2 separate regions of the Homo sapiens genome follow, and region 1 is linked to region 2. Evidence: read pairs that join two places in POLR2A ChIA-PET (ENCODE). Cell type or tissue: endothelial cell of umbilical vein. All regions are shown on one strand. Each heading gives the region's core, and the rest is flanking DNA. Links, peaks and the distances in the headings are about the cores only.

Region 1 (5,391 bases), core at 121-5,120, 650 kb before region 2:
AACCAATTATAAGTTATATAATACCATTTATAATGAAACATGATTATATTATCCCAGGACAAATTATTCGTGTATCCATAGTTATCAGAAAATATGTTTTAGTGATTATAAAATGATAGTGCTTGCATGTAATTCCCAAATTCATTAATATTTGATTCCAGAGTCAATAAGTGTCTTTTGAGAATGTGATGATAGGCTTTATAAAAGAAAGTGCTGAACGCATTATGCTGTACTTCAGAAAGTGGTTCTCAAAATGGGGCCTTCTTAGCAGTAGCCTGAGTGTCACCTGGGAACTTGTTAAAAATGCCTGTTCTCAGACCACATAACAGGCCCACTGAATAAAAACTGTGAACCCTAATCTGAGTCTCAACAAGCCCAATTCTGATGCCTGCTAGAATTTGAGAACCACTGCTTTCTATTGATTTTTTTAAAATGACAATTAAAGTCAGGTTCTATGCAACACTGATCCAGTGCTGACCCATTTTAGGCTCTCTTGTAGATTTAAAGTTACAAGTTATTATTATTAATTAAACCAGATATCTTAAATTAAAAATTATCACTTTACTTACCTGGTAAATTCTACATTTGGGAAATATTTTAAGCCCCTATTTTGAGTTCTATTTATGTAAAACTTACATAGTATTCTTATTAGTGTTATATAATGCTCACATTGCTATCTTTATAATTATAACATTAGATTGAATTTTTCCAGGACTTAAACCATTCTTTTATTTAATTTATTATTATTTTTGTAATTCCAGTAGCTGTCCCAATTTTTTACTCTGGTATTTAATTATATCCCAGTTTACAATCTAGGAGAATCAGCTTAATTTTATAAAAGGCATACAATATTGAATAAGACCTTTAGATCATTTGTGTGTGTGTGTGTGTGTGTGTGTGTGTGTGTGTGTGTGTATGTGTTATTGTCTCATGGATTATTATTAAAGTTTTCTCATTCATCTATGACACAAATAATTTTTAAATTCCCGTGGAAGGGAATTGCCCTGACAAAACTATTTGAGCACTTATACAATGTTCTAGTATTACAGTAGCATAAAATAAGTTTCCTAATATCTGTATTGGAACTGTATTTAATAAAAATTTACTTAGAACATAGGTGATTATATAATAGTAAAAATGAATGTTACTGGTTAAGCAATTAGATTATATGGGTTCTCATTATACCAACTGGAAATTGTCTTACAAAACTATAATATGTTCTTACTTCAAACCACAGCTTTTTATTGAAGCTTTCATAAAAACATTAGAAATTCAAAGGCTGGCCTGTTTAAAATGCAGCTCTAAAACTTAGTGAATAGTTTCTTGTTTAGTGCTTTAAATTAAAATAGAAAAGAACAACTGTTGAGACCATGTAACTCTGGATTGTAAGACCTAAAGTAGTCCTGTGACTTTTACATTTTGGCTTTTGTGTTTAACACACAAAAAATAATATCAAACCACCTCGAATATAACACTGAAGTAACTGGCTGACAATGTCAGTGGGCTTTTTCTCAGTCCAAAGTCTTCTTTTCATTAATGAAACACTGTGTTTGCTTATGTCAATGCATGAACTTAGTCATACACATTATAGGATGCCAGGATATATAACAAAGAATTAATGATAATATTTTTTAGTAAAAGTGCATCTTTGGGGGGTTTTCTCTTTGTTCAAATCCACCCCCCCGTCTCTGTACGAGGGAGCTGCTTTCTTCTTCCTTTCTTTTTTCTTGCCTATTAAAGTTTTTGCTCCAAAAAAGAAAAAAAAAAGTAAAAGTGCAGCTTTTACTAATATGTGAACACAAAAGGTAATGGCCTGAGTAGCAAAAAATTCACCTAAGGAAGAAGTATGTGTAACATTGATTAATAAATTCTGTGGTATTTTACTTCCTATCCCTAACACATTGATGTATTCCATAATACTCTGTTTTCTCAAACAGTTATTTGACTGTGTAACAGATCTTCCCCTCACTAAAAATACATTCTGACTATAAGCATAGAAATGTAAATCCATTTCAGAATATGATCTTATTTCCTTTTTGTGGTAGGGGTGAGTAACACTGTCCAAACTTACAAACTTAAGAGAGAGTCACAGTGGTGGAACAATTTATGCACACCCAGTTTAGATGGAATGATTGACAGGAAATATGTAAGAAATTCAAGTTATTCTTATGGAGGGAAAAAAGGTCTATTATTTTGACAGTTAACATTTTAAGATTAAGCACTTTAGATTAACCAGCAAGGAAAATGAAATCGTTTTAATAGGCCTATAGTTTGATGGATTTAGTTATTAAATTAAATAGACACTAATTTAAATGTTACTACTTCAACCCTTAAACAAAGAGAGTTTTAACTGTATAAAAAGATGCAAATAAAATACCAAGTAGCTTATATTTAGGCAGAGAAGATACTTAAAATTCAGAAATGTCAAAACCAGCTTATTCGTCTCTTGCAATGTAATTAAATGTTTCAGTTTATTTATCTTTAGTTTATCTTAAGTTGTATGATGGATTAATTGTACTCAGTAATTGTTTTGCTGTTAATGGTTTACATATTCTTTTTTATATTAACAAGTGTTATTTTAAACATTTTATAAAGGAAAGTTTGAAAAGAGTTGTTTAATATCACAAAACCCATTGTGATCTTTCTCAAGTGAATTTATAGATTTGTTTTTTTGGCTACATCTTTTGTCTAGTTGTGGGCCTATATCACTGATAATCCCATAACACAAGTTATTATATTAAGAGCTGGAAAACTTATCAGATGTGAGCTTATTAGTTATTCACAATAAAACATTAACAGTTTAACATTTCTCTTCTGGAAAGCTCAACATGTTTTACGCAGTTGATTTATTCATATCTCTTAACCATTTTATTTGCAGAGTGTTACCTTTGCTATTTAGATTTTTAATATGCCTATAAAAGTAGATTTATGATAGAAAAGATTCTAAATTACTCAGTTAAAAATGTATTCTTTTATACTTATTGAACTCTAATTTTTACGTAAAGTTTTGCAGTTTGTAGTATGTGAAATCTTACACTTAAAAAAGACAATATTTAGTATATTTTTAATAAATCACCATTCAAAAATGCATGATGGATTGCATTAGGTTAAGAAGTATTACCAGAATATCTATTTATAATAGAAAACTGTTGCAATTATAATTATATGCTAAATCTATATATTCATAAAATAATTAAGTTAAAATTATTTTAATTTTTAGATACTTGACATAGGAGTTCATAGTTCTCCTGAATTCTGAATTATATTTCATCTTCTAAAACTTTCAAATAAGATTTATATGATATAAATTTTCATTAAAAAAACTTGGAATGTTTGACCATACAGGAAAAGATAATTGAAGAAAGACTTACTAAGGAAATAAAAGTGAAAGTACACTTTGGTCAGGTATTAAGTCCAGGTATTAAAATTAGCATACCAAAATACAAAATTTTATGTATAACCTGTTTATTAAATCAAAGTATTTCTAATGCCTTTCTTTTCTGTTCTTTCATTTTGATCCATATCGACTTTAATGCCACGACTGGCTCACTAGTAAGTATCAGTCAAGATCATAATTTAGCACTTACCTCAAATTACATGAAAATCGAATCCAAAAATGGCATACTGCAACCAGGTCTACTTTCATGTATCAAAATGGATTGCTGTACATTATAAATGATACTCCCTGATGTTTTTGCAATGATTCATGAAACTATGGGGCTGACATTTTAGTGCAAAGAATTCCATAAATGTTAATAAAGCAGGAAAACGAATCGCAAAGCACTTCTAGATCATGATAAAGCCAGGTATTCAAATAACTTTAATCTCTTTCTATTACTAATGCTGTTTGTAATGCTTAAAAGATATCAAAATACAATATAAAATATTTTATAGCTAAATGAATCGAAATTAAATGTTACAAATCAAAACTGAGCTATGATAAAAGATCATCACATGATAATTAAGCTTTTGCTTTTACATCTCTTAGTATAACATAACCACTTACAAAATATCCAATCTTTAGGATGATTTAGCATCTTAGCCTGATGTAGAAACAATTACAAAATATAAAGAATTATCATTTATATCATTTCGACATTATGTGATACATTTCTTAAAAGAAACTTTGAATCAAGTTTTAAATTCTGTACTGATTCATTAGCTTTTACCCTAGTTGATGTGGGTTTCTTGATCTTTAAAATGGAATCCCTCATCTCTCACACAGATGCCATTTCTTTAGTTATATGTGTTTAGATACATTTTAAAATGTAACGTTTTTAAAATCTTTCACTTGTTAATTATATTTAATAATTTATTTGAAAAACTAGGCCACTTATGTCAAAGATGCCACTATTTATTTTTAATCAAGAGTTAAAAATGTAGTTTGCCTTAAACAATTCTAATATGATTTCCCAAAATGATATTTGGTACATGATGATTACTGTTTTCATTTTTGTCTGTTTAACTTTACATGTTTATCAGTAGAAAGTACACTTATGGTAAAAAAAAATCTATTATATTGTTTATATAATTTTTTTCTAAAAGAATTAGCTTCATTTTGATTTCTTTCCATTTTTTAATAAGAGGGACATTTATATGAAATTTTTATTTTACCTTTATTATAATATAAAATTACACTAATTTAAGGATTAAAGTTCATATTCAGAAAGGGCATTTATTTTATTTTATTTTTATTTTGCTATATACATAATAATTTGCTTTCTGTGTCCAGACCCAAATGGATATAGAAATTATTTTGAAATAAAAACATTAATTTTTAATATTTAAGTTCCTTTAGTTATATATTTTACAGAACTATTTATGTATTATTAAATGTTTACATACATACATGTATTTGATTTACATTGATTTGTGATGATTATTATATTTCCAATCTGTCTTTACTATGAATATTGGTTTTTTCCCAGAGTATCTAGTTTTAAACAAAAAGTAATCTGTCAATGCAAATCTCTTGGTGTAGCATATTTGAAATTTTATCTACAAGTAGATGTAGATGGAAGTGTACTTACTTAGTATTTATTATGGTCTCAATTTCTGTGAATTTCATGCTCACTTTTCCCCTTCATTTCTTTTTCAAATGGCCACTTTGTCATATGTTTTAACTGTAGGAAGATGAAAAACTCTAAAAGTGCTCACCATCAGCATAAAGTGAGGCATTTTGAGCTCTACTGTGCAAAATGAAAGCATAATAGTCACTGCAAGGAAGACTTAAAGTTCTATTATCCTGTCATTTATACTTAGAGGCACTTCAGTTTCTGGAATAGTTTAAACAAAGGAAATTTGGAATGGATTTCTCTTTAAAATTTTGAAAACCTGGAATCCTGAGGCTGAAAGACTACGGAATACCTTCGACCACCTTCCAGATAATAT
Region 2 (5,391 bases), core at 154-5,153:
TCACTATCTCTTCATTCAATAATGTTTTAAAATATGAGCCATAAAAATTGAGCACTAGAAATGGCATAAATTAAGTGAAATATTGATATAGAAAAATGTTGCTTTTATTTAAAAATATATTTCATTGGGTATTTATTTCTAATAACATTGCATGATGTTTCACGATATAAAATATCCATCATTCTGGTTTTTTTTCTTAGGAAAAAAAATCTGTTCCCTCCTGCTTGATTAAAAACGGAGTACAGCAAAATACTGAAGGGCTTCCTAATTATCAAATAAATATTAAATTATGTCCAGTGTCCTTTTACTGTTAATGTCTTTTAGCCTGACTCTTTTAAAAATTGCTTTCTCTTTTAATAAAAAGTAAAATTATTTTTTGGTCATCTTTATTTCTCAGAAATAGAATGCTACCACATATTTTCACAAACCATCCTCTGGCTTTAGATAAGGATATTTAGAATCCTTAGACCATTTCACATTTTTAAAATAAATATAAAGTCATTTTTCCTGAAATTTAATTGATTTAAAAAATTGCTTTGAAAATTTCTTCAAAACATGACAACTTTAGTTTTGCATGTAGTAATTGTCAAGACTGTTAAATCATAGAAACAAGAATGTAAAAATAGAATTTCCTTAAGCCAAAGTGTGGTATTTATTAGTTTAAATATGCAGATATGTTAGTGAGGCACCCAGCCTTAAAAGTGGCTGCAAAGGGGATCTCTCTCCATCCTGTGTGTTTGTCTACTTTCTCCTGTCTCTGTTTTATTTTTTCCCAGTGTAGTAAGCTTTGGGATTGGAAAGTGGTTAAATGAGGAATCAGTGATCAACAGCAGCTCTGAATAAACTTCATTCCAGTTTAGTGACCAAGGAGAAAAAAAAAAAAGTTTTAACTTTCCCAGTTCCACTGAGGGATTTTGATAGAAGCAGAGTACCTAATTCCTATGATCAGTGCAGGTGGGGATACTTTCTCATCTTTCTGGGCAAGAAGATAGAGTCTGCTTTCAATGGATAGGGAAAGGAGAACAGGGTAGTGCTTGGCTGCTCAGAGCATACAATGGAAACCACTGCTTACCATAATGTATCTCTCCCATCTGTGGTCACCCCTCCCCAGTCAGAGGCTGCCCCACCAGCATTCAGTGGCATGATTCTCGCAATGTCCTGAACAACTCTCTGTATGATATTTATTTCCCTTCATCAAGTCCAATTGTAGTGCCTCATGCTTCTCAGCAACCTACAGGGTGAACAATTAACCAACCTGGCACAGTCAATATAAATTTGAAGCAAAAATAGCTCTGTTAAAATTAAAATTGCCATGTAAAAGAGAGAAACAGTGTTAGTCCCTACTTGAGAGGATATATCTTATCCTACTGTCAAGGCTGCTAAACCTTGCTTCCCTGCTGTGGATTTCTGTGGTCAACCCATCTGCCTGGCTAGATTCAGCCCACGAGAAAGGTTTTTCTTGTCCTCTGTGGAACCCTGAGAGGGGAGCTGGAGAGGGAGGTGCACATGCTGTGACTGTGCTGATTGAGCAGCCACTTCATAGTTGCATGAGAATGTGAATTGGGGGATTATTTTGTTATGTTAGGAGGTGGGGGTTTTGTGGTTGTTGTTGTTATTGTTTTATTTTGTTTTTTTTTTTTTAAGAAAAAAATTTTCTAAAAATCTATGCATATTGCTTATCAGTTTCGCCACAGGGTAACTAGTATCTAATAGCTAATTTTTTCTTCTTCTTCAGTCTGTATCTCTGTATCTGTCTCTGCCCTTGAAGTTCTAGCAATAAGCCTCAGGGCTCTGCCCATTCCCCAGTTGATTTTTCCTTTCAAATAAGGTCCTTAATCTCTCTCTCTCTTTTTTTTTTTTTTTTTTTTTTTTTTTTTTTTTTTTTTGCAAGGAATGCCTACACCAAGAGGTATTAGGTCTAGTCCTGGAAGATCTGGTGCCCTCTTTGATAGTTCTCCCTGATCTTTTTTCTAACTGGAGAATAGGGCATAGCATCCCTGAGCTCTTAGATCACTTGGAAAGGGCGGAAAGCATCTCTAACTGAAGCTGTGTAATTACATGGTGCCCCTTTTATACTTGCAAATGAAGCTTGGAGTATGACTTCTCACTTTTTTAGCCCCTAGGGAAAAGGCCATGGAACAAGCATTCTTACATTTTTCTCCCCAATTCTGAAAAGCTGTAGTTTCACTAGACGAAAAAAATTGAATCCTAAACTCAATGAACAATAATTTGGCATGCTTAATTTTCCTTCTCTATCCATCATCTACTTTTACTTTCTTCTCTTTGTTCCTCTCTCTAAGGAATCTATTCAAAATTGCTGTTTCTTCTGGCTTCCATATTTCGGAACGTTGTTCAACCTTTTTGTGACTAATGGTCTGCGAATTTCTCAGTGGCTTTGATTCAGAGTCTCAGATCTTTTGCTTCCTTCTTTTTAATTGCTTCTCTAGTTGACTAGTCCTGTGTATTTTAATATCTGATTATTTTTTCATCACCAAGACAGATACCTTCATCAGCCCTAATCACTCTTCACTCTTACTCATATAATCGCCAGCAGTTTTCAATTGTTTATTTTTCACTTCTCTAACTTATGGTATCCATTTCTACTTAATCTTCTTAAAAGGGTTAGCTGATAATGCAACCCCTTGCTCCTAAACCTCTGGTGACCTCATTCATTTATTCTTTCAGTCTTTGATACGTGCCAAATACCATGCTAGTTACTGTAGATAGATGATGACTAATGCAGAGCAGCTCCAGCTTTCATGGTGTTTATAGTCTATCCAGAAAGAAAAAGAAAAAAAAAACTTTAAAGACATGCTTCTTTCCCTGGTTTTTAGAACTCTCTCCAATATGGTCACAACTTTCTATTCTCCTGATGAAAACGTTTATCTGACTTTTACAGCATATCTTTTTTTTTTTTTTTCTCAAAGTAAATAAAAAAGCTCTATGTAGTGAGAGCACAGTGGCTTTTAGAGGACTCTTACCACTAGACTCTGCAACTTTAAGCTTGGCACAAACTCTTTGTGTCTCAATCTCTTAGTCTTTATTTTTTTATTTTATGGAGATAGAATCTCGCTCTGTTGCCCAGGCCGGAGTGCAGTAATGCAATCATACCTCCCTGTAACCTTGAACACCTGGATTCAAGTGATCCTCCCATCTCAGCTTCCTGAGTGGCTGGGACTACAGGGGCAGGGCACCACACCCAGCTAATTTTTCTATTTTTTTGTGGAGGCAAGGTATTGCTCTGTTTCCCAGGTTGGTCATGAATTTCTGGGCTCAAGCGATCTTCCTGCTTTGGCCTCCCAAAGTGCTGGGATTACAGGCGTGAGCTACTGCACCCAGCCTCAATCTCATAGTCTTTAAATGATAATGGTAGGAAATAATTACTTACGTGTATCAAGTATGTGCTTTGGGCTAGCAAAACCTAGTCGTTAAAAGCACAGACTCTTGCTCAGTCACACTGCCTGGCTCTGGGTCCTGGCGCTGTTCCTTATCAGCTATATGACTGTCAGGTGTCATTGCCTTGGCGTCTTCATCTATAAAGTGGGGAGAATAACATTGGGAATGATTAAATAAGTTAATAAAGTAAAAACCATTGAAACAGTGCCAAGCACACTGTAAGAGCTATGTAAGTCTTAGCAATTTCTTTTATTACTTTTCTTTTCTTTTTTTCTTTTTTTCTTTTTTTTTTTTTGAGACAGAGTCTCGCTCTGTTGCCCAGGCTGGAGTGCAGTGGTGCAATCTTGGCTCACTGCAACTTCCACCTCCTGGTTCAAGCAATTCTCCTGTCTCTGCCTCCCGAGTAGCTGGAATTACAGGCACACGCCACCACACCTGGCTAATTTTTGTATTTTTAGTAGAGATGGGGTTTTACAATGTTGGCCAGGTTGGTCTCGAACTCCTGACCTCAAGTGATCCACCCGCCTCTGCCTCCCAAAGTATTGGGATTACAAGCGTGAGCCACCACGCCTGGCCAATTTCTGTTATTACTTTTCTTAATAAGTGGCACGATTATTCATATTTTACCAATCAGGAAACTAAATACTTTGCTCAGGGCCACAAGTAAGTGACAGAGTCAGGGTTCTAACCTGGACATCCTAGTTTCAGAGGAGGCATTGGTAATTACTACTCTATACAGTCTCCATTATGGGATTTCTGTAATAATGTAGTTAAATAATCAATACATAATAAAATTTAAAACTATAATGCACTATGAATATTTAAGATATTATTATGTGTACTATAGTGAGTTATGTTTGAAAGAGACACTATTTTTTTTCTTTTCCATCACTTAAAACCTTTTCACTGTACCAGTAATTACAAACAGCATTTTAATGGCATTGTATAATTAGACAATCCCTTCACGTACATGCATGTATTTACATTGCTACTTTCAGAGGATGGCAAAGCCAGTAAAATCCTCTCTATTTTGAAAAAGAGAATGCTGAGGATCAGAAAAGTTAAGTAACTTGCCCAAGTGTTCACAGATAGTAAATGAGAAAATCTCCTAATGTAATTCCAAAGCCCCAAATGTCATCCAGTGTTTTGCTATCTTACCCTGCTATTTTCTAATGATTTATTTTTTCACAGTTTGAAAACTAATTTTATAATATAGTTTACCATTATAAATTTATGTAAATATTAATATATCTTTGTGTACAACTGGATAACTACTTGAACTTATATTCTTTTGTTTTTCTTTTTAAAGATTGTGATTGCTAGCATTATGTGCAGTTACAATAAAAATGACTGGACGGAACTTGCCAAGAAGTCTGAGGTAATGGTTACTTTAGTATATATTTATTTTATTTCTTCTCTCCTATTTTTATTAGTTTTAAATAAAGAGCTGCCATGAGAAATAATACAGTAGAAGTAAAACTGAATTGAAAATGTAACTTAAAACATTTCTATTATAATTTGTTTACCCTGTGTTTTCATTAAAATGATGGAAATGTAAATTTAAAAGGAATTTATTCTATAAAAGCGGTCCCTTGGATTTCACACACTACCTAAAAATCCTTTATTCTCTGAATCCATACACTCTTTATTTGCATGTTAAGCAAACTGTATATTATGATGGATGCCATGATAAAATTTAATTCTACCTTTGAGAGTCTAACTTGATCTTACCTTGCCTTTAGGCAAACTAGTTTGACAGTAAGAGAAGAAATTTTGAATATAAAACTCTTGAATATTTAAAGTATAAAAGGTTCATTTAATACTATTCTAGTTTGAATACAGACATGCATAAAAGAGCGGGACAGAATGCTCCTGAATGGAACACTAGTCAGCAGGTTTTCCATAATATAAATTGAATCCTGCACAAATGCAAACAAGTAACCATGTGCCTTAAATTTGTATTTCAAATAGAAAAATACATACTTAAAATTATAC

Evidence for each region. ChIA-PET counts read pairs that join two places held together with the same protein. Peaks named below come from ENCODE experiments on the same cell type or tissue, not always from the same donor. Only the 100,000 strongest peaks of a DNase experiment are listed, where the experiment ranks them.
Region 1: POLR2A ChIA-PET joins it to region 2 with 5 read pairs; 1 of 35 experiments calls an interaction of 5 or more read pairs at or near these places.

What each region holds. Positions count from the first base shown.
Region 1 is chr1:98,027,332-98,032,722 of GRCh38, reverse strand. All of the region lies in intron 3 of MIR137HG (MIR137 host gene), which reads left to right. Among named protein-coding and RNA genes, the nearest start is that of MIR2682, 15 kb to the left of the region's middle. In endothelial cell of umbilical vein, for the core only: no CTCF peak of the experiment used is centred there; a DNase peak (open chromatin) is centred at 2,052; H3K27ac peaks cover 1,681 bases.
Region 2 is chr1:97,381,776-97,387,166 of GRCh38, reverse strand. It overlaps DPYD (dihydropyrimidine dehydrogenase), which reads left to right. Exons shown (of 23, transcript NM_000110.4): 15 at 4,706-4,774. It overlaps LOC105378867 (a long non-coding RNA gene), which reads right to left. Exons shown (of 4, transcript XR_007066237.1): 3 at 3,389-3,533; 4 at 1,158-1,231. LOC124904226 (a long non-coding RNA gene) reads right to left here and starts at 1,156. Exons shown (of 2, transcript XR_007066239.1): 1 at 1,073-1,156. In endothelial cell of umbilical vein, for the core only: no CTCF peak of the experiment used is centred there; a DNase peak (open chromatin) is centred at 2,586; H3K27ac peaks cover 1,602 bases.